Linked DNA regions of Homo sapiens: regions 1, 2, 3, 4, 5 and 7 are each linked to region 6. A link is a contact called in ENCODE Hi-C or POLR2A ChIA-PET data. All regions are on one chromosome and are shown on one strand. Each heading gives the region's core, a stretch centred on a gene start or an enhancer-like site at or near the end of the contact. The rest is flanking DNA. Distances are from core to core; before and after follow the strand shown.

Region 1 (2,700 bases), core at 17-2,516, 940 kb before region 6:
GCTGTAGTGGCAAAATCATGGCTTACTGCAGCCTCAACATCCTGGGCTCAAGTGATTCTCCCACCTCAGCCTCCCAAGTAGCTGGGACTACAGGTGCACACCACCATACCCAGTTAATTTTTGTATTTTTTGTAGAGACAGTGTTTCATCATGTTGCTCAGGCTGGTCTCCAACTCCTGGACTCAAGCGATCTGCCCAGCTCAGCCTCCAAAGTGCTGAGATTATAGGCGTGAGTCACCGTGCCCAGCTGAGACACCTGGCTCTTACAGCTCCAGATGAACCCTTTCCTGTGTGATCACCCCACTGGCACTCCAGACTGAACAACATAGCAAGACCCTGTCAAAAAAAAAAAAAAGGGGGGGGGCCACTTGAGTGTTTCTATTTCTATTTATTTATTTAATTCTTTTATTTTTTGGAGACGGAGTCTCGCTCTGTCGCCCAGGCTGGAGTGCAGTGGCGCGATCTTGGCTCACTGCAACCTCCGCCTTCCGGGTTCAAGAAATTCTCCTGTCTCAGCCTCACAAGTAGCTGAGACTACAGGTACAGGCCGCCATGCCCGACTAATTTTTTGTATTTTAGTAGAGACAGGGTTTCACGTGTTGCCCAGGCTGGTCTCAAACTCCTAAGCTCAGGAAATCTGCCTGCCTCGACCTCCCGAAGTGCTGGGATTACAGGCGTAGGCCACCGCAGCCGGCTCACTGGGGGCGCAGTAAATGCCGATTTCCCTTGGGTATCTTCATTTCTCCTTAGAGCCGAGCTCGGTGCGCCGCGGGCAGGAGTGGGTGGGGCGACAGTAATAAGAGTAACAGCAAGCGTACACACGGCCTTCCAAGTGTGCCAGACACCGCTCTAACACTGAATCCGCACAACCCGAAAGGCAGGCCTTTTTTTTTTTTTTTTTTTTTGCTTTTTGTTTTTTAGAGACGGGAGGGTCTCCCTGTGTTGCCCAGGCTGGTCTCGATCTGTCGGCCTCAAGCGATCCTCCGGTCTGGGGCCCCCACAGTGCTGGGATTACAAGCGTGAGCCACCGCGCCCGGCCAAGGAAGTCTTAATGTACCTCTTTTCAGACAGGAAAACTAAAGTGTAGCGCGGCTAAGTAACGTAGGAAGCATCAATCATGTTTCTGGTCAAAGAAGCGAACCAAGTCAATTCTCAGGCAGAAGCAGCGGAGATTCTCCGCAGCCGGCAGCGCCCAGGGCGCCCGGAACCCAGAGAGCGAGACCGCGTGAAGGAAGTCCCGCCCCGCCCCGTCCTGCCCTGGCCTCCAGGTTTCCGCTTCCGCTCTTCCCTGGTCCAGTCCACCCTGGCGGGGTCGCAGGGTTGGGATGGCGGCTGGAGGCGATCATGGTTCGCCCGACAGCTACCGCTCACCTCTTGCCTCCCGCTATGCCAGCCCGGAGATGTGCTTCGTGTTTAGCGACAGGTATAAATTCCGGACATGGCGGCAGCTGTGGCTGTGGCTGGCGGAGGCCGAGCAGGTAACGGATCCCGGGCTGAGGGGCTGGGCCGGGAGGGACGGGCCCGCCCCAGCACGTGCCGGGCTCTGTTCCGGGCTGGGCTTAGCCACCCCGGAGCTGCGGCCCGGCTATTTTCAGCTGGGTGTTCCCTGTCCTGAGGAGCTGCGGCCCCAGGAAAGCAAGGGCAGGAGATCCGGGAGCCGCCACCTGTTGCCTCACGTGTTCTCAGTCCGAGAGGGTTCGAGACGCGGAGGAGGCTGGGAGAAATTCAGCCTGTAGTTTCAGGGAATTCATTTTGGCCATCCCCGCAGGAGTACGCTGCTAACCACAGACACCGAGCGCTTGTTTCGTACTGTTGTGCTCATTATTTCACTAATCTTTTCTTGTGTAATCCATGAAGATCTTGCAGGCTTGATGGTGTTTTTCCCACATTGCAGGGGAGAACAAAGCCCGGACAGCTTGTTGTTTGCCCTAGCCCATCCAGCTATTAAGAACGGAACTGGGATTTGAACCTGGGTGCACTCCAGAGCCTGAGCTGAGCACGTAGCCCCTTGGTTTTCCACAGTGCCTGTGTAGTTAGTGACAGGACTGGAATGCTTGTTTTCTAGGCCACCGTTTCTGCCTCACTGGCCTCCGCTTTGCCTCTTAGGAGAAGACTCCGGGTAGGGGTTTATTAAACGGGGTTTATAATTTCTTTTCTAAGGGCTGCATAGAGAACTTCTTAGCCCAGCGGTTTCAGAAATAGCTCCAGAAGAGTTGAAGCAAACTGAAGGTGATCCAGAGAGCGATAATGTTTCTCCTCAAGTTTCAGAGGAAAGTGCCACAACGAGCAAGTTGGCAATGCCCTCTCAAACGGCACAGTAAACATGGAAACAATTTGACTTCGGGCCTAGGACCTGTACCATGGAACTCTCCAAACAGGAAACTTTCATTCTAGATTCCCTCCCTCCCCTTATCACTGCCCTCCAAAATATTGGGCGATACACTACAATAATAGCAGACATTCAGATAGTGCCTTCTGAGACCCAGGTCTTAACCCTTTACACATGGTTGCTTATTAATCCTCCAAACAACCCTGAAGAGTAGGTATGAAATACTATGACTGTACCTGTTTTACAGATGGAAGAATGAAGCATCAACTTAATAAACTCTTGGCGTAGATAGCGATAGTAGTAGACCTTAATCATGTGTTGTGGTTTGTGATGTACTAGTGTGTACTCTTTCTATTTCATCTGATATTCTA
Region 2 (2,700 bases), core at 174-2,673, 660 kb after region 6:
CCCGGCCGTTGTGTATTTTAAACATTGTGCACTGACCACTGGCTCCTCTCTCCTCACCTTACAGATTGACCTCAGCCAGCCTCTCCCATCCTCACCACTTCCCATCACAAGTTAGGTCACCGTCTCAGCACAGTCCTGAGCCAGGCCTGCCTGAGCCCTGACTGCCCCTTCCTCTGGCTCTCACCTGTATTTGCTGTGAAGATTAACCACAAACACGATCAGGTCAATTCGGGGCCGATTCACACTGGAGGGCAAAGGGAGGGACTTTGCCAAGTGGCTGAAAAACAGGAAATTGCAGGACTCAAGATATCCGTACCCCCCTCATAGCGACCGTTTAAATGCTGCCCTTCATGTGGAAAGAGGCCGTCAAGGGCTCCCCACCTCATCCTAGCCACCCGAGGCTCTTGTGGCCACGACTCCTTGGGCCAGCACAGAGGCAGGACAGGTCCGGTCCTATTCAGATTACTCCTGTCTGATTCCCTCTGCCAGAAACGGGCTCTGTTTAGTCACCACCTCGGCAAGGGGAGGTTGGGATATAAGACGGCATGGGACTAGCCAGCTACGCTGCATGCTGGGAGAAGGACCAGCCTCAGAGGAGGGGGCGCTGGGCTTCGGAGTTTAGCAGCTAGGACCGAATCCCTCTGGAGTGAGAGACACGTGGGCCCAGGCCACAGCCGCGGCTACTTACACCTTCAGCTCGGAGGCGCAGTCCTCTTTGAGCATCGAGTCCGCCAGCTGCTGCAGAAGAGCATCCTCCGTGCCCACCAGCTGCGCAGGGAGAGAGAGCGGACAGTCGAGCCCTAGGCACAGCACCCCCTGGGGAGGGCCTGGCCCTTCGACCCACTCCCGGGGGGATCGGGACACCGCCAGCAGGCGGCTCGGAGGACATTTCCCGAGAAGTGGACCCCGCGAAGCGGCACGGGCTGGGGGCCTGAGGTTTGGACCCGCTGCAGGCCTGTGGGCACCGCACTCTCTACTACCCGACCCTCGCTCCCACCGCCGGCCTCTCCAGGAGGCCAGACCCCCAGACGCGGGAAAACCAATTCCAGGCGCGGGAACTCGCCAATCAGAAGCTGGGAAAGGGTCCGCCGAGCACCTATTGGTGGGTGCGTCCCTCAACCTCAGAGAGCGGCTACTCCAATTGGTTCAGAGCATGGCTCTCCGCCTATTCCCCGCCCCCGCCACGGTAGCGCGCGCTGGCTTGGCGCCTCAGAGAGCTCAGTTGACCTAGTGGCTGAAGCACCGCCCAGGAGGAAAAACCGGCGGGGGAAGCAGGGCCGCCTGCACCTACCAAGATGGTGGCCGTGTTCAGGCCGGGCAGCTTGTCCAGGGGCCTCAACACCGACATCACAGCCGCAGGACCAACCGTTGCTCCTGCGGTGCGCGCCGATCTTTCAAACCGCCCTGAGTCCAGCCCCTAGAGCGCGGCCTGGGGGCACGTGCCTCCTTATAGGCGGGGCTTCGCGGGACGGGACGGGGCCTCTTAAAGGAACCGAACCTTTATCTCCTTTTCTGAGGGGCGTTCCAGCGCTACCCGTGGAACACGTGGTGGACAGGCCTTTGGTTCCACGCTCCACAGTAAGCAGGTTTTTAGTGATTCCTTTGTTCACTTTCATTCATTCATGCTCATACACAGTACTTTTTTTTTTTTTTTTTGAGACAGAGTCTCGCTTTGTGGCCCAGGCTGGAGTGCAATGCGCGCAATCTCGGCTCACTGCAACTTCTGCCTCCCGAGTTTAAGCGATTCTCCTGCCTCAGCCTCCCAAGGAGCTGGGACTACGGGCGCGCGTCACCACGCCCGACTTATTTTTTTATTTTTAGTAGAGACGGGGTTTCTCCAAGTTGCCCAGGCCGGTCTCAAACTCCTGGCCTCAAGTGATCCCGCCTCGGCCTCCCAAAGTGAGTGCTGAGATTACAGACGTGAGCCACCGTGCCTGGCCCTTTTTTTTTTTTTTTTTTTGGAGCGTCACTTTGTTGCCCAGGCTGGACTATAGTGACACGATCATAGCTCACTACAGCTTCAAACTCCTGGGCTCAAGTCATCTTCCTGGCTTAGCCTCCTGAGTAGCTGGAACTACAGGCAAGTGCCACCATGGGGATCTGGCCATGTTGCCCAGGTGGGTCGTAAACTCCTGGCCTCAAGCAGCCCTCCTGCTTCAGCCTCCTGAGTAGCTGGGACTACCGCTGCACACCAGCAGGCCCTGCCAATTGACTGCTTTTACAGTGAGTGGTAAGCATGCTGTTCTTTGTCCAATGGGAGACTTTACCTCATCTTTCAAGGTTCCTTGCTGCAAACACAGCCTGAGTACAGAGCTGTCAGGGTCTTGCTTTCTTGACATACCCAGCAAGAACATGCAGGGACGCTCAGGGCCCATAGCAAACTGGTTCTGCCAACAGTTATATAATAACTTGTTCACTGTCTCTACATCTAAAATGTAAGAAACAAGAGGTTAGAGACTTTGTCACTTTGTATGTCCAGCACTCTAAAAGTCCCTGGTACATCGTAGTTAATAAATATTTGTTGAGTGAATGGATGGATTACATTCATCCATTCATTCTCAGCAGTCATTCATTCATCATTTCCTATGCCCAGACCCAATGCCCTACCCTAGGAAGTCAGTTGAATCAGACATTATTGATTAACTTAGTTTGATGGGGGTGGGATAGACAATGATAACAGTGTGTTCATTGTTGTAATAA
Region 3 (2,720 bases), core at 55-2,554, 550 kb after region 6:
GATTTTTTTTTTTGCTAGACTGGAAGCTCTCAGAGGGCAGGAACCATTTGTTTCCCTGCCACAGAGATGTTCAATAAATATTGTCAATTGAATGTGCAAATAATCTCACTTAACCACAGCTATGAGGGATGCTATTTTATCCCCATTTTAGAGATGACTAAACTGAGGCTTAGAACAATTAACCCAAGGTCACAGTGAATTAGTGGATCCATGTGTCTGCCTCCACACAGCCTGTGTGTTCTTAATTATTGATCACTAAGCAACAGCTGCCTCTCACAAACTGGCAGGAAACTTCAACTTTTCCCTTTTATCAATATATTGTGAACGCCTTTTCTTGCTAATAAATATACATTTGTGTGCGTAATTTTTAATGATCCCATGGTATTCCATCGTGTGGATGTAATTTACATATTCATTTCCTTATTCTCACTTCTTCCTAGTTACAGCACTTCTTTAAGCACTTGTAATTTTTATTCCTTTGGATAAATTCCTAGAAGTTTACAACACGACCAGCTGCAAGATGGGGCAGTGAGGTGCTTGAAGGAGTGGGTGGGCTGCACTTCAGAATCCCGGTGGAACTTTTTCAAAAAACTCGTGCCCGGGGCCCCCCTCTCAGGAGGCCGTCGGTGGGCCTGGGCACTGGCGTGGTTTTCAGGTCCTCAGTGGTTCCGAGGTGCCAGAGATTGAGGACCACTGGAGTAAGCGCGAGGTCACGGCGGGTGCAAAGCAGAAGACGTAAAATCCTGACCGCCCTGGGACAATCTGCAACCTTGTCAAGCCTCCGTGCCCGCCTTTGTAAGGAGGCTGGGAGAAGCGGGACTTGGATGACCCGGACTCCCGTCCCGAGCGCTGGGGTCCAGGTTTGACTCCGCTGGCTTTCTCAGGCGGGCAGGGCGGGGGTAGGCAGCTGGGAAGATGACGTAATGTGCTCCCAGCCAGGCCTGGAGGCGGCCAGCGGTCGCAGGTGGAGGGTGGCCTGTTAACCCTTCACTCCCAGGCCAGTGGACGGACTTGCGTGTGGCGCAGATCCAACGGAGAAGGCAGCGGCTCCTTTAAACAAGGCGGAGAAGGTTAAGATGATGACCGGACGGCTACTCCAGGCATTCGCTCCGAGGCCGCGGGGGGAGGGACCTCACTATGCAAATCTGAGCTGCTGATCGATGACGCGCCATCACCCCACGCACCGCTTCGCTCGCCCATTGGCTGAGATGAGCCTGGTCCCATTGACAACAAACAGGGGGGCGCGCGGCCTGGAGGCGGGGCCGCAGGGGGCGCGGGCTGGGGCGGGGGAATCCCGCCCCGCCCTTTCTGTGCGGCGCCCGGGCGCAACGCAAACATGGCGGCGGGTGGCACCCGTCGGTGAGGCGGTGCCGGGCGGGGGTTGTCGGGTGTCATGGGCGGTGGCGACGGCACCGCCCCCGCGTCTCCCTGAGCGGGACGGCAGGGGGGGCTTCTGCGCTGAGCCGGGCGATGGACGACAGCGGCGAGCTGGGTGGTCTGGAGACCATGGAGACCCTCACGGAGCTGGGCGACGAGCTGACCCTGGGAGACATCGACGGTGAGTGGTGGGTGGGTGGGAGTGCGGGGGCCGCGCGGGGAGGAAGGGGTTACGGCGGCGCGCCCGGGTGCGCGTGCGCCCACCCCCCGACAGCCCCGGTTCGCGCGGGAAGAACCCCGTGCGCACGGTGCCCCCGGCGGTCCTCAACCCTTCCGGCGCTGCGAGCGTGAGCCCGACCCAGCTGCGCCGCTCCGGGAGGCCGTGGGATCTGGGGCGCCGCGGGGCCGAAAGCGGCGCGAGGGTCGCGGGTTCCAGAGCGCGGGGCTAGGGACGTCGCGGGGGCGTCTCAGGGAGCGGCCTAAGGAGAGCGCGTGGCCGCCGCCTCCCTCGCGCGCCCACACGCGGTTTCCGTGGTCCGCTCTCCCGCCGCCCGCGACCGCGCGTCGCACCTGTCACTCCCTTCCTGGCCGCGGGGACGTCTTTGGGATTCCCGGGGCCCAGCCCCCAGTCTCCGCGCCCCGAATCCCTGGGCTTCTCAGGATTGACCGACGGCCAGGTCGCCGGGTGCTCCGCGAAACTTTGGGCAGCGACTGCAGAAGCAAGTTGCTGATGAAGAGAGCAGTGGCGGCGGAGTGTGGACACATCTCTCCGGGATGGAGACCCGGGCGCTCCTGCTGTCACGCTGCAAGGGGAATTGAGCAGAAGAAATTTTGAGTTGTGGCCCCTCGGGTACGGGCTGGGGAGCGGGTGGCCTTTGTTCCAGCGCCTTAACAGCGGAGTGGAAGAGCTGGTAGGAGCCCAGGGATCCACTCTTAAAATACTAATTTTGCGACCACGGGAACAACGATTTGGAGAGGGTCAGCGGCTTGCTCAAGGTCACCCAGCTGGTTAGAGCCTAGTTCTTGCAGTTCCTTGGCCAGTATTGGTTTTTTTATACCCCTCCTTTCAAGAAAGAGTCCAGTTGACTAGGCTAGTAATCTTATTAACTGGATAGTTGCACTCTTATGTTTAGGCCCCAAAATGCTTTGTATTATTTCACTTCTTCCTCACAACAATCCTGTGAGATACTCTTATTACCTCTATTTTAATACGGTAATTAAAGAAGCCGAGGCCAGGAGATGTTGACTTATCTAAGGCCACTCACCTTAGAGAGCTTAGGCAGAAACACAGGTGCATTGTACTTTTCAGTTTTCAGAATGCTTTCATGTCCAGGATCTCACTA
Region 4 (2,734 bases), core at 97-2,596, 650 kb before region 6:
TGTAGAAAGGACCCTGAAAAGATCTCAAAAACTTGCAACTCGGGGACATTCCAGACGTCTTATGAGTTTAAAACTATGTAAAAACATACGAAGCATGGGGTAATTCCATTATTATATTTAAGTGATGTATTCCACATTCCTGTATATACACACACTTCATGCCAAACAGAGGCTGGCAAGCAAGTTAACCATTCAACTGCCCTTTCGTTATGCTGCATAACAGGGAGACAACAGAGAGAAATCTTGACAATGCCAAGCTGGGCTAGTGCTTAAAGGCACACAGGCAAACCAGGCATTCTCAACATCCCAAAAGCAAACATTTCTTGGGCCCTTACTATGGGCCAAGCACTGTGTCAAACGCTTCACGTGAATTATTTCATTCGACACTTACAACAAACAACCGTATGCGATTGGTGCTATTATCCTCATTTTTCAGACGAGGAAACCAAGGCACAAGATTACACAGCTAGCAAGTGGCAGGTTTGGGAGTCGACTCAAAAGGTCCAGCCCTAGGCACTATGGAGTATCAAAGGTACCCGAAGCGGGGAGGGTGGACTGCATCAGCGTCCTGACAGACGCTTTCTTAGGAGGTAAAGTTCTTGGCCATCAAGTTTCAGATTTGCAGAGCCCTGTACACCTGGCAGCATTCAGGTTTGCTATACTGGCACCAACAAGTCCAGCTGAGCCTCCTTGCCTGGGAATCCCAAGGACTGCACTTGGATCCTGAAGGTCTGCACAAGACCCCAGAGAAAGCGGCCGACACCCCGTCCCTGCAATCAAAACACATCCCGGGAGAAGCGAGGGCGAGGACCTCCGTGCCTCCCCGCCCCGCGCAGCACAGCCCTGCCAGGCAGTGCACAGGTGCACGACCGCGCCCGCCCGCCCGGCCCGGCCCGGGTCCCAGCCCCGGCACAGTGACCGCCGCTCTGCGACTCCGGCCCCGAGGGCAGGGGCAGAAGGCCGGCAAGAAGAGGGCAGGGGACGCGAGGGCCGCCTCGCCCGACCCCCCGAGGACGCGCGCAGCAGGGTCGGGGGGGAAAAAGGATGCTCCAGGCGGGGCGAGGCCGCGGTGGGGGAGGGGTCCCCAACCCGGACTCTCACTCACCGCCTCGCGCGGCTCCCGGCCGGGTTCCGCGGCTCGCCCCACTCCGGCTCTAGCCGCCCGCGTCTCCTCTCGAGGCTCACTGTCCAGCCCGGGCGCACGGAGCTGAGAAGTCGCCGCCAGCGGAGGGCGTGTGGCCAGCGGCAACCAAGAGGGTGGGAAAGATGGGACCGTCGCTCTCGCCGCCGCGGCCACCACAGACACTGCCGCCGCCGGCTCCTCTCAGCCACGGAAGCTGCGGGCCCGCCCACCACGCCCGCCTCCCGTCCTGAAGACTGTCCGCTGGAGAAGTGACGGCGGCGCTAGCCAATCAGAGGCCTGATCGGGGTCGTGATCGGCGGACTAAAGGGCGGGCGGAGAAGGAAGCGGCATGAAGAAGGCGAAAACGGCGGCCTGACTTCCTGTGACTGACGGCACGGCGCAGCCAATGGGCAACGGGGAGATGACCTCATCTCTGAGGAAAGTCTGGAACTGGCTGAGCTGCGGCGAGGGGGTTGGCGACGAGCCGGGGGCGGAGCTCTGGGCCTTAAAGAGGCCGCAGCCCTGTGGTCACCCTGTGAAGGGAAGGGCGGTGGACCCTGCCGGATCTTGCGAAGTTGCCAAGGGGTCAATGCCCAGGCGCGAGTAATTACTGCATTAATCCCAGACCCCATCCCGATTCTTGTCGGGGACTGAAGGGTCTCCGCCTGGGGCTCCGAAGTCGATCATTTCACATTCACGCTTCCCAAAACGAGACACAATAAATTCCGCTCTGGCCTGGAGCCTTGAATTCCCGTTACGGTCCCGCCCCGCCGAGGCCCGTCGCCTTGTTTCTCTGAGTCAGTTTCCCCAACGGTGAAAGGGAGGACGCTGACACCTGCCTGCCCCTCCCTATCTGCCGAGGCCGTGGAGATCAGCAGCAGCGAAAGCGCTCTGGGCTTAGAAGAGGAAAAGGGCTGCGTGAGCCCAAGAGCTTGCATCGGAAGGCTCCAGGAAGAGCATCTGCAAAAAAGAGGATTCCACGGGATGACCCCCGACAACTCTTGGAATTCTAAAATCCTATACCCTTGCCCGCACCCATTCGTGTAGTGAAGGGGCGCGCGTTAGGCGCAGAGGCCACACGCTCCGCAAGTGAACCCGGGCACCTCTCTGAACCTATTCCGGGCTGAGGGCGGGGAGCGGGTGGCTGCCCGATTTAAAAACATGTATATGTATGTGTATGTGTATGTGTATGTGTATGTGTATGTGTATGTGTATATGTATATGTATATGTATATGTATATGTATATGTATATGTATTATGAGTGAAGTCCATGACTGCAACAGGGAGAAAGGAGAAAGGCGAAAGGGGAGAGAGCAACAAGGTAAGCCAGGCCCACTGTGATGACAGCTGCGGTCATGCAGGCCCTTCGTATCCGCCTTCCTCCCCAGCAATGGGAGAGAGCCCAGAAAAGGAGAAATAACCCCAACTCGATGGGGTGGAAAAGGGGGAAGCGCTTTCCGGAAGGCTTCCGGGATGGGGTCACCAGAGTCAGAGGAAGGAGTAACAGTAGATAGAAGAAGAAGTGGTCAGGGGCGTTCTTCTAGGTTTGGGGCGGACCCGCGTGAAGATGCAAAGACTGAAAAGGGGCGGCTCACTTTACATTCCAAGGT
Region 5 (2,700 bases), core at 13-2,512, 790 kb after region 6:
CTAGAGCCATAATTTCCAACCTGGGGAGTCTCCTGTGCACTTAAATCCGAGGTAGGCTGCAGTATCGGCTTGAAGCTCTGACACTGTCAGAGAAAGTGGATTTATTGTGTCATAGGAGTTTCTGGGACCCAGCTCTTCCTGAGAGGGGTGGGAAGATTGGGGATGGGATCCTCACTCAGCAGTCTGGGTAGGGCCCTTTGAGGCAGAGGGTCTTCGGCCAGTGAAGAGAGATTTATTCTGCTCAGAGTGCTGGGGTCCCATCCTTTCTCCCTGGCTGCCCTGTTAACAGATGGTGCTGGACCTTGCCCCGGAAGGGGCTTGTAGCTTTTTTACGTCAACGAAATGCCCTCCTGTACTCTGTCTTCAGCAGCCAACTCCTGGAGCTGCCAAGTGAGGGGTTAAAGAAGAGGTGGGGAGGCAGTGTGGCTCCCTGGGAAAAGTCTGTTGCTTTGGTTCTCAGTCCTGGGTATTCTAGGAGCTTGGACACGGGATTGCGTTTCCTGTGCTAAAATTCTCTCTCCTGGCTGGGCTCCGGTAAACTGAAGCTGCTCGAGAAATCACCTGGGAACTCTCATAGCCGTTTGTCACCCAGGGTGTACTTGCCAGGACCTCTCCTTGCTACTCTTCCCAAAGTCGGGAGGCAAAGCGGCTGGGTCACCAGAGCCTGACCATACTGACGCTCCAGGGGGAAGACGCAGAGGCCGGGAAGAGACACCCCCTCCCAAACACATAAAACTTGCCCCTTCCTAGCCTCGGCTCCCCTCACTGGGGCCTTGGGCAGGACCGACCCGCATCCAACTAGGCCTAAGGGGTAGGCTCTGAGCCTCTTACCCCTAAGAGGCGGAGATGCGCCCAAGGCGGGCGCCCGGCCTGTTCCCCAGCCCTGCCTGGAAGCCCCGCAGCCACTGCATTTTGTTTAAACACAGATAGCACGGGCCTTTCTCTTATTGCTACAGTGTTTTGTACACGGTTAAAACACTAGTAAAGCTTTTTCGTTATTACTCCTTCCGCTCCCTGGGTTTATTTCCACAACCGGCCGCTGAGGCCTGTTCTGACGGCCGGGCGGACCCAAGACCGCGGCCACGCCCAGCAGGACGCGGACTGAGGGAGCCGGGGCTGCGCCGCCACTCTCGTGACGCCACCATGCCGGCCAGTGACAAACACCTCCCTCCCGCCGCCCCAGGAGCCGCCGGCACTGCGCGAGTGGGAGGGCTGGGCTTCTCGTGTACTCCTCAAACTCTCGCGAGGCTTCGGGCGGCTTTCTTCCCGAGGGCGGCACGAGGGCTGGGCGGTGGGGTGCGGGTGCCCGGGTGAGGGGCGGAGCTGGGGGCATGGCGTCCGGAGCGGCTCGCTGGCTAGTATTGGCACCCGTCAGGTCCGGGGCTCTCCGGAGCGGGCCTAGCTTGAGGAAAGATGGCGATGTCTCCGCCGCATGGAGCGGCTCAGGCCGGAGCCTGGTACCGTCGAGGTCAGTCATCGTTACCCGCAGCGGCGCCATTTTGCCCAAACCGGTGAAAGTGAGTGTCCTCCTGGAGACGGGGCGAAGGGGCTGAGGCCAATCATTGTGGGGAGTGCGTGAGGGCGGCGCTGATTGATAGGAGCCAAGGCCAATCATAACGATTACCGTAGACTGGAAGGCGGACCAAGAATACGCTAATGAGTTGCTAATTTTGACAGGTGTGTAGAAAATGGTAGGTAGACAGAAGATGGGGGGCAAACGCTGAGGAAGTTGGCCTTTTACATTAGCTTGTCCTGAGAGGTGCGGTGCTCTGCTCCTCTGGAGTCAGAAGACTAGGCCGTGTGCTTCTAGCTTAGAGCAGTCCTGTAATCTCTGCCCTGCCTGTCTCCTAGTTTATGGGATGAAATATGAATTTTGAAAGGACTCTGTAAATAAAGGGTACGTGGGACGGGCCTCATCTTTTTATTAGTTGTCACCTAATATTTAATTCATGTGATTTACAGTCCTGATAGATGTGCAGGGAATTATTACAATCACGGGTTTTCAAATGAAGAATCGGGCTAGAGCGGTGAAGCTCGTATCCAAGGCCAGCGCTGAGGACGCAGCATCCGGGTTTCTTCCTGGTACCGTCCCCACCAGGTCCTGTCTTTTTCCAACACTGAACGCTATCACATGCTTGAGTTTTTCTAGGGAAAACGGAAACAGTCCCTTATATCAAGCGAAAGTTTGCTTTACGACTGCAGGGCTGTGTGGTGTGGGAGTTAAAAAAACAAATTCTCTTAAAGCTAGTCTAGCCTATGCTAACTCACACAATTGACTGTAGGTCCATGTTGGGAAAGACCTGCCTTATCAAAACAGTTGAAAAAAAAATTTTTTTAATTCTAGGAATACGAGAGAAATGTTGCTGAGATTTTACTGACATTCTCCCAATCCATCTAAAGTCTTTGAGTGTAAATACATGCCCACTTTCAAATACATCTGTTTCTAAAATTTTTAAATCAAATTTCTCAGGCATCAGGGAACCTGTTACTTAGTGAACTGTGTAGAATATCCCTTCACTGTACATCTTTCTGTCATCGGTTTTCGTGTATTTCGTGTTCAGGCAGAGCTCACCGTAGTCTGGCCCTCCTAGTACTGGTGCACCCGATTGCCTGTAGGGATTTAAAGTAATTAGCAGGCTGTGTCCTAACTTTAGATGTCTAGGGTGCCTTAGACTTTTCTTTCCAGTGGACTTTTCGTCC
Region 6 (2,700 bases), core at 103-2,602:
TACTTCTGGAGACCCTGTTTCAAAAAATAAATTAACCAGAAACCAGCCCAGTGCAATAACTCACACCTGTAATTCCAACATTTTGGGAGGCTAGGCGGGAAGATCACTTTAGACCAGGGTTCGAGACAAGCCTGGGCAACAGAATGAGACCCTGTCTCCACAGAAAAATTTAAAAATTAGCCAGGTGTGATGGCATCTGTAGTCCCCATGACTTGGGAGGTTGAGGTGGGAGGATCGCTTGAGCCCAGGAAGCCGACGCTGCAGTTCAGCGGTGATCGTTCCACTACACTCCAGCCTGGGTGACAGAAGGAGACCGTCTCTAAAAAGATAAAAAAATTTAAAGAAAAACCAACAAAAAAATTAACCTGAAACCCCAGCATCTCTTGCAGTTCTGAGATGGGACAATTTGAGGGTAAAAGGTGGTGGTGAAGCCTCCAGATAGAATAGGGACAGAACTTCTCAGCTGAACGGGGGCCCATTCCTCAGTCCAAGAGAGAGCGAGACAGAGATGCACCCCTCCACACTCACTTTATAAACCAAGAAACTGGAGCACAGAAACGTAAATTGATTTGTCCAAGGTCAGCAAAGGATCAGCGCCAGAGCAAAAGCAAAGGGCTAATAGAGAAACATCCTCTCCCCGCTCCGCAGCAACGTCAGAGACTTTCTGAGGTGAGATGCATGCTCCTGCAAAGCGTCAGCAGTGACTCACATCGATTCCAGGGACAGCGGCGCCAGCCCGGGGCCCCCGCGGGCGTGGGCCTGCTGGGAGGTGGCTCTGCGGGAGCGACGCGCGAATACAGGCCGCAAATGATAGGCGGGCGGCGCAGGAGCCCCATCTGGAATCCCCGGCGGACTCGCACCGCCTCCGGTTGACAACAATGCTAATATGAGACGCCACTGCTAGCAGCTGCAGGCTGAGCTGCTCTGGCGAGTCAGACGCCCTTTAAGCCTCAGTTTCCCCATTTGTGAAAGGAGCCAGCGCCGCTCAACAACCCCACTCCCACCGCCACCCCTGGGGCGCTCGGCCGTCGAAGGCTAAGTGAAGAAGGCCGAGGGGGCAGGCAGAAGGCGCACACGGGCGCCACGCCCTCCTCGCCCCGCACCCCTGTTCCAGGCAGGTGACGGGGAAAGGAAAGGGACCCTGACTCTACCGTAAACAGGCGGCGCCGCCGCGTGGGGGGAATCGAGCGCGCGCCTCCGCCCTCTGGGGCGGGGACGGATTTAGGGTCCGGGTCAGGCCGGGGTCGCCACCTCCGGATCCAGCGGTCCAGATGTCCAGCCGGCTAGTCTGTTAGCTCTCTCGAGCTCCCGGCCTCACGCGCTTCCAGCACCACCTGCTCTCCGCACCGCGGCGGATGATGGCGGAGGAGGAGGATTTTGAAAGCCGGCAGTTTCTTTGCTTCGATTTGATTTGTTCGAGGCCCCGGCCGGCTTGCCCTCGCCCCGCTCGCGCGGCCTCTCGGGTAGAGTAGTCCGGTTCCCCATCTGGGAGCGCGATGGGGCGCGCACCGCGAACTACCCGTCCCATGGCGCACCGCGCGCAGAGCGTCCTCCACCGCCCTCCTCTTCGCCCTCCCCTGGTGGCTTCTGGCTCTTTCTCGCAGAGACCGCAGGGAGGTGTTCAGCCGGGAGCGCCCAGAGACTACAATTCCCAGAATGCGTTGCACCCAGGTCCCTCAGCTCTTCCGGAAAGGTTTTGTTCGCGTAACTTTGTTGATAACAGGTACTGCTGGCTGCTGGGTCTCTTGGGCAAGACACAGGTATCCATTTCCCGAAAGAAAAGACTCTTTTCCGTCCCATGAAACTGAAAGGGCATTCGAAGGCTTCCACATAAATATGCACAAATTACCTGATAATTAAAAAGGGGAAATAGTAACTATCGTAGAGAAGCTCCGCAGACACCACTTGAACGGCCACGTTAACATCAACAGCAGGACAAGCTGACATTCATCGCACGCTTTCTGTGTGATGCACTGAGAAAAACACGGCGTCACCGTCCGGTCTATAATGCATGACCTTAGTCTAATCATGAGAAACCCAAGCTGAGGGACATGGTACAGAATAACTGATCTGTACCCTTCCGGAAATGTCTGTATTATGTAAGACAAAGAAAAACTGAGGAACTGTTGCCGATTACAGGAAACGAAAAAGACAACTGAATGCAAGACATGGTCCTGGATCGGATCCTGGGTGGGGATTGCTATAAAGGACAATACTGAAACAGCAAAACTTGACTATATTAGATAATAGTATTGTATCAATGTTAAATTTATTAATTTTGATTATGGTACAGGGTTATGTAAGAGACTGCCCTTGTTCTTGGAAAAAAATGCTGAAATAATTAGGGACAAAAAGGACATGATGTCTGCAACCTTTATGGTTAAAAGAAATATACCTATACATATACATAGAGAAAGCAGAGACACAAATGTGGCAAAATGTTAATCAGTTAATCTGGTTGAAGAATATGGGAGTTCTTTGAACATTTTTGCAACTTTTCTGTAGGTGTGAATTTAAGCATAAAAACACAAACAGCGTTTTTTTTTTGTTTTTTTTTTTTGAGATGGAGTTTCACTCTTGTTGCCCATCTTGGCCTCCCAAAGTGTTGGGATTATAGGCGAGAGAGTGTGAGACCAGCCTGGGCAACATGGTCAAACCCTGTCTCGACAAAAAATACAAAAATTAGTTGGACGTGATGGT
Region 7 (2,846 bases), core at 134-2,633, 580 kb after region 6:
CTGTCTCAAAAAAATAAAAAAAAAAGATAAGGCTGAAAAATTTAAAGCAATTTTTCATCATTAAGTTAAACAAATTTTAATACACTGGTACAGTACAATGGCACACAGAATGATACCGTGGGACTCTGAAAAGGATGATGTTACGTCTGTAATGGTTGACACTGAATGTTCTTCATATTTATTAACCAAAGGGAACAGGGTGCAAAGTAGCATGTTCAGTGTGATCTCATTTTTGTAAAACAATTTGCATGCATGTGCATGCTTAAGTGTGCAAGCAAGCCTTGTAGAGGAAGAAATCTGGAAGGGCACACATTAAAACATTGACAATGGGCCGGGCGCTGTGGCTCACGCCTGTAATCCCAGCACTTTGGGAGGCCGAGGCAGGTGGATCACAAGGTCAGCAGTTCGAGACGAGCCTGTCCATTGTGGTGAAACCCCCTCTCTACTAAAAATACAAAAATTAGCTGGGCATGGTGGCACGCACCTGTAATCCCACCTACTCAGTGGGATTACACCGGGAGGCTGAGGCAGGAGAATTGCTTGAACCTGGGATGTGGAGGTTGTGGTGAGCCAAGATCATGCCACTGCACTCTAGCCTGGGCAACTGAGTAAGACTCCATTTAAAAAAAAAAAAATTGACAATGGATGACTCAAGAATAGTGGAACTGCTGGATGATTTTTATTTTTGTTCTTTTCATTTATATGCTTTCTAAATTTTTCTTTAGTGAATATATTACTTTTATGATTTTAACAAATTATTAAAAACAGGGCCAGGCGCAGTGGCTCACACCTGTAATCCTAGCACTTTGAGAGGCCGAGGTAGGCGGATCATCTGAGGTCAGGAGTTCGAGACCAGCCTGGCCAACATGGTGAAACCCTGTCTCTACTAAAAATACAAAAATTAGCAGGGCGTGGTGGTGTGTGCCTGTAGCCCCAGCTACTTGGGAGGCTGAGGCAGAAGAATCACTTGAACCCAGGAGGTGGAGGTTGCAGTGAGCCGAGATTGCACCACTGCACGCCTGGGCAACAGAGCGAGACTTTGTCTCAAAAAAAAAAAAAATTATTAAAAACATTGTCTAACACAAGGTGCATAATAAATACAAAATATAAGAATAAATGACCTTTGTAAACTAGGTTTCCCAGCCCCTAATAGGGCTGGGTAACAAATACCTGTTAAAGGATTATTGACTGAATCTGTAATTTGGAGAAACTGTAACCCTATTTGGAGGCTTCACATTCTTTATTCTTGACCAGAATTAATTTAACCAGATTTCAGGTTACCTCATTCTCAGGTAGATGCTGAAGGCTGAGCTGAGCAAAGTGATATTTATGTTACCTCCAAGCCACAAGCTCCATAAAGTTCATGTGAACTCAGGGTCTCTTTGTGAGTCATGGGGCTGCTTGCAATGCACGGATGATAACAGGAACCTCTAATTTTGGTTATTTGCTTTTAGAGACCAGAACCCAGATACAGTTTCCTGGGGCCTCACCTACTTTGTTAAGCAACTTAGCTATAAGTTTACAAAGCAGCTAAAAACAGGAGCAGGGGAGTGAGATGAGCTTGAGCGTGCCAGCCTAGCTCGTGGGAGGCCTGTCTCTGGCCCTGAGCTTTGTGGCCTGCCGTAGGAACTGGAGCTTCATTTTCAAAGCTCCATAAAACTCGCCTTCTCCCGGGCCTCCCTTTTCTGAGTTTCATGGCTCTCTGTGGAAATGACAGCCTGTGTAATCACAGAATGTGAATGATCAGAGCAGGGAACAGTGAGGAGCCATTAGGACATTCCCATGGGTGTAGCTCACAGTTACAAAGCACAACTACACCCTGGTTCTCCAGGCCTCCTCTTTCCTGGCACCGCAGACCAGATGGGGTCCTGGAGAGGCTCTGCGTGCCCTTCTGGAGCTTCCCATCACTCCTTTCTGCAGATGTTCATCTTAACAGCCCCTCTGTGCCACTCAGCCCAGTACCCGGCTGCCCGGCTGACTGGAGATGGCTCCACTGGAGCTTTTTGTGTGTGGGTTGAAAGGGACTTTTTTATTTTAATTTAAGTAGTCTCATTCCATCTGCCTACACACTCTTACGCTTCGTGAACTAAGCTTTCTGACCTGTGTAGGTTACTTCACCACACCAGCCCATATCTTTCCCACAAAAGGGTTTCAAGAGTACTTGACAAAATGAGATCAGTGCACCCACATGCCTGTGTAGTGGGTGCTCTGGAAGTACCGCCAACATTGACCTGCATAAGGGTCTACCCTTCACCAAGCACTTCGGATAAATTATCTTATTAATCCTCAGGGCAAAGAGGCCAAGTGTGTATTTTCAAAGCAGCCTTTTGTAGTGAGGAAACCAAGGCTTAAAGAGAAGTATCTTGCCCACGCTCACACCACTGATTAGGTGGGCCTCCAGAGACTCACACCTAGGCCTGACTACCACCAAAGCCTGTGCGCATCTATGAGGCCACCCTGGCCTTCTGCCCTCCTTAGCTTTCCATGGATGGAAACTGTCGGCCAGTGTGTGATATTCTTCTGGCTCTGTGTTACAGCCCTCTGTATTGATTTCTTACAGAGTTGGGATTTTGGGGGAATTCTAAAAGGTTCAACAAATTCTTAGATTTCTCTTAGTCATTTTCTTAAAGCATTTTATAATCTTGTACTTGGAGTGTGTCAGCACTAAATTATGTTTTGTTTAAATGTACTGAATTTGAGGACATTTCTCAGTTTAATCATGTCACGGAATTGGAATTGGTTAGTACAAGCTGCAATATCTGTAGCAATCTGCCCATTTCTCCCTCGCACAAGGCTGAGTGAGGACAGAGCTTAGTGTCAAGATGTTGGTAAATAATACCACTATG

Evidence for each region. Hi-C counts contacts between places; a loop is a spot of excess contacts on that map. ChIA-PET counts read pairs that join two places held with the same protein, here RNA polymerase II (POLR2A). Pooled maps may share reads with other maps.
Region 1: a map of B cell shows a loop between it and region 6 (9-fold over the local background). The contact joins the promoter of ADSL here to the promoter of RANGAP1 in region 6. A Hi-C loop is called at or near these places in 1 of 168 maps with a recorded cell type or tissue (B cell) and 1 of 50 pooled maps. POLR2A ChIA-PET finds 5 or more read pairs at or near these places in 1 of 52 experiments (T-cell).
Region 2: a pooled map shows a loop between it and region 6 (23-fold over the local background). The contact joins the promoter of CENPM here to the promoter of RANGAP1 in region 6. A Hi-C loop is called at or near these places in 1 of 37 single-sample maps with no recorded cell type and 9 of 50 pooled maps. POLR2A ChIA-PET finds 5 or more read pairs at or near these places in 1 of 52 experiments (H1).
Region 3: a pooled map shows a loop between it and region 6 (12-fold over the local background). The contact joins the promoter of SREBF2 here to the promoter of RANGAP1 in region 6. A Hi-C loop is called at or near these places in 1 of 37 single-sample maps with no recorded cell type and 6 of 50 pooled maps. POLR2A ChIA-PET finds 5 or more read pairs at or near these places in 3 of 52 experiments (A673, CD4-positive, alpha-beta T cell and WTC11).
Region 4: a loop to region 6 is called in a map of naive thymus-derived CD4-positive, alpha-beta T cell, with 12 times the contacts of the local background. The contact joins the promoter of MRTFA here to the promoter of RANGAP1 in region 6. A Hi-C loop is called at or near these places in 1 of 168 maps with a recorded cell type or tissue (naive thymus-derived CD4-positive, alpha-beta T cell), 1 of 37 single-sample maps with no recorded cell type and 11 of 50 pooled maps. POLR2A ChIA-PET finds 5 or more read pairs at or near these places in 2 of 52 experiments (GM10248 and activated CD4-positive, alpha-beta memory T cell).
Region 5: a loop to region 6 is called in a map of B cell, with 34 times the contacts of the local background. The contact joins the promoter of SMDT1 here to the promoter of RANGAP1 in region 6. A Hi-C loop is called at or near these places in 3 of 168 maps with a recorded cell type or tissue (B cell, gastrocnemius medialis and naive thymus-derived CD4-positive, alpha-beta T cell) and 6 of 50 pooled maps.
Region 7: a pooled map shows a loop between it and region 6 (9-fold over the local background). The contact joins the enhancer-like site here to the promoter of RANGAP1 in region 6. A Hi-C loop is called at or near these places in 7 of 50 pooled maps. POLR2A ChIA-PET finds 5 or more read pairs at or near these places in 2 of 52 experiments (activated CD4-positive, alpha-beta T cell and activated T-cell).

What each region holds. Positions count from the first base shown.
Region 1 is chr22:40,345,234-40,347,933 of GRCh38, forward strand. It overlaps ADSL (adenylosuccinate lyase), which reads left to right and starts at 1,267. Exons shown (of 13, transcript NM_000026.4): 1 at 1,267-1,478. The coding sequence starts at 1,326. RefSeq lists enhancers at 782-1,295, 1,296-1,809, 1,810-2,322 and a silencer at 1,520-1,609.
Region 2 is chr22:41,945,729-41,948,428 of GRCh38, forward strand. CENPM (centromere protein M) reads right to left here and starts at 1,424. Exons shown (of 6, transcript NM_024053.5): 1 at 1,292-1,424; 2 at 689-768; 3 at 185-277. The coding sequence starts at 1,348. It also overlaps a transcript of SMIM45 not described here. RefSeq lists an enhancer at 1,228-1,437.
Region 3 is chr22:41,831,801-41,834,520 of GRCh38, forward strand. It overlaps SREBF2 (sterol regulatory element binding transcription factor 2), which reads left to right and starts at 1,305. Exons shown (of 19, transcript NM_004599.4): 1 at 1,305-1,558. The coding sequence starts at 1,471. It overlaps CCDC134 (coiled-coil domain containing 134), which reads left to right. Exons shown (of 7, transcript NM_024821.5): 7 at 1-364. SREBF2-AS1 (SREBF2 antisense RNA 1) reads right to left here. Exons shown (of 2, transcript NR_157279.2): 1 at 2,643-2,720; 2 at 1-2,180. RefSeq lists enhancers at 659-1,168, 774-1,430 and silencers at 1,209-1,548, 1,609-1,998.
Region 4 is chr22:40,635,373-40,638,106 of GRCh38, forward strand. MRTFA (myocardin related transcription factor A) reads right to left here and starts at 1,347. Exons shown (of 15, transcript NM_020831.6): 1 at 1,106-1,347. RefSeq lists a silencer at 802-1,111 and enhancers at 1,372-1,681, 2,421-2,734.
Region 5 is chr22:42,078,438-42,081,137 of GRCh38, forward strand. It overlaps SMDT1 (single-pass membrane protein with aspartate rich tail 1), which reads left to right and starts at 1,263. Exons shown (of 3, transcript NM_033318.5): 1 at 1,263-1,517. The coding sequence starts at 1,332. PHETA2 (PH domain containing endocytic trafficking adaptor 2) reads left to right here. Exons shown (of 3, transcript NM_001002034.3): 3 at 1-1,001. RefSeq lists a silencer at 688-982 and an enhancer at 1,008-1,780.
Region 6 is chr22:41,284,835-41,287,534 of GRCh38, forward strand. It overlaps RANGAP1 (Ran GTPase activating protein 1), which reads right to left and starts at 1,353. Exons shown (of 16, transcript NM_002883.4): 1 at 1,152-1,353. RefSeq lists enhancers at 1,056-1,125, 1,556-1,775, 1,806-1,875, 2,196-2,245.
Region 7 is chr22:41,860,873-41,863,718 of GRCh38, forward strand. All of the region lies in intron 1 of SREBF2 (sterol regulatory element binding transcription factor 2), which reads left to right. Among named protein-coding and RNA genes, the nearest start is that of SREBF2-AS1, 28 kb to the left of the region's middle. RefSeq lists an enhancer at 1,779-2,279. Within about 2 kb of position 1,384, at least 11 of the 41 ENCODE cell types and tissues checked have a DNase peak (open chromatin) inside an H3K27ac peak, as active enhancers do.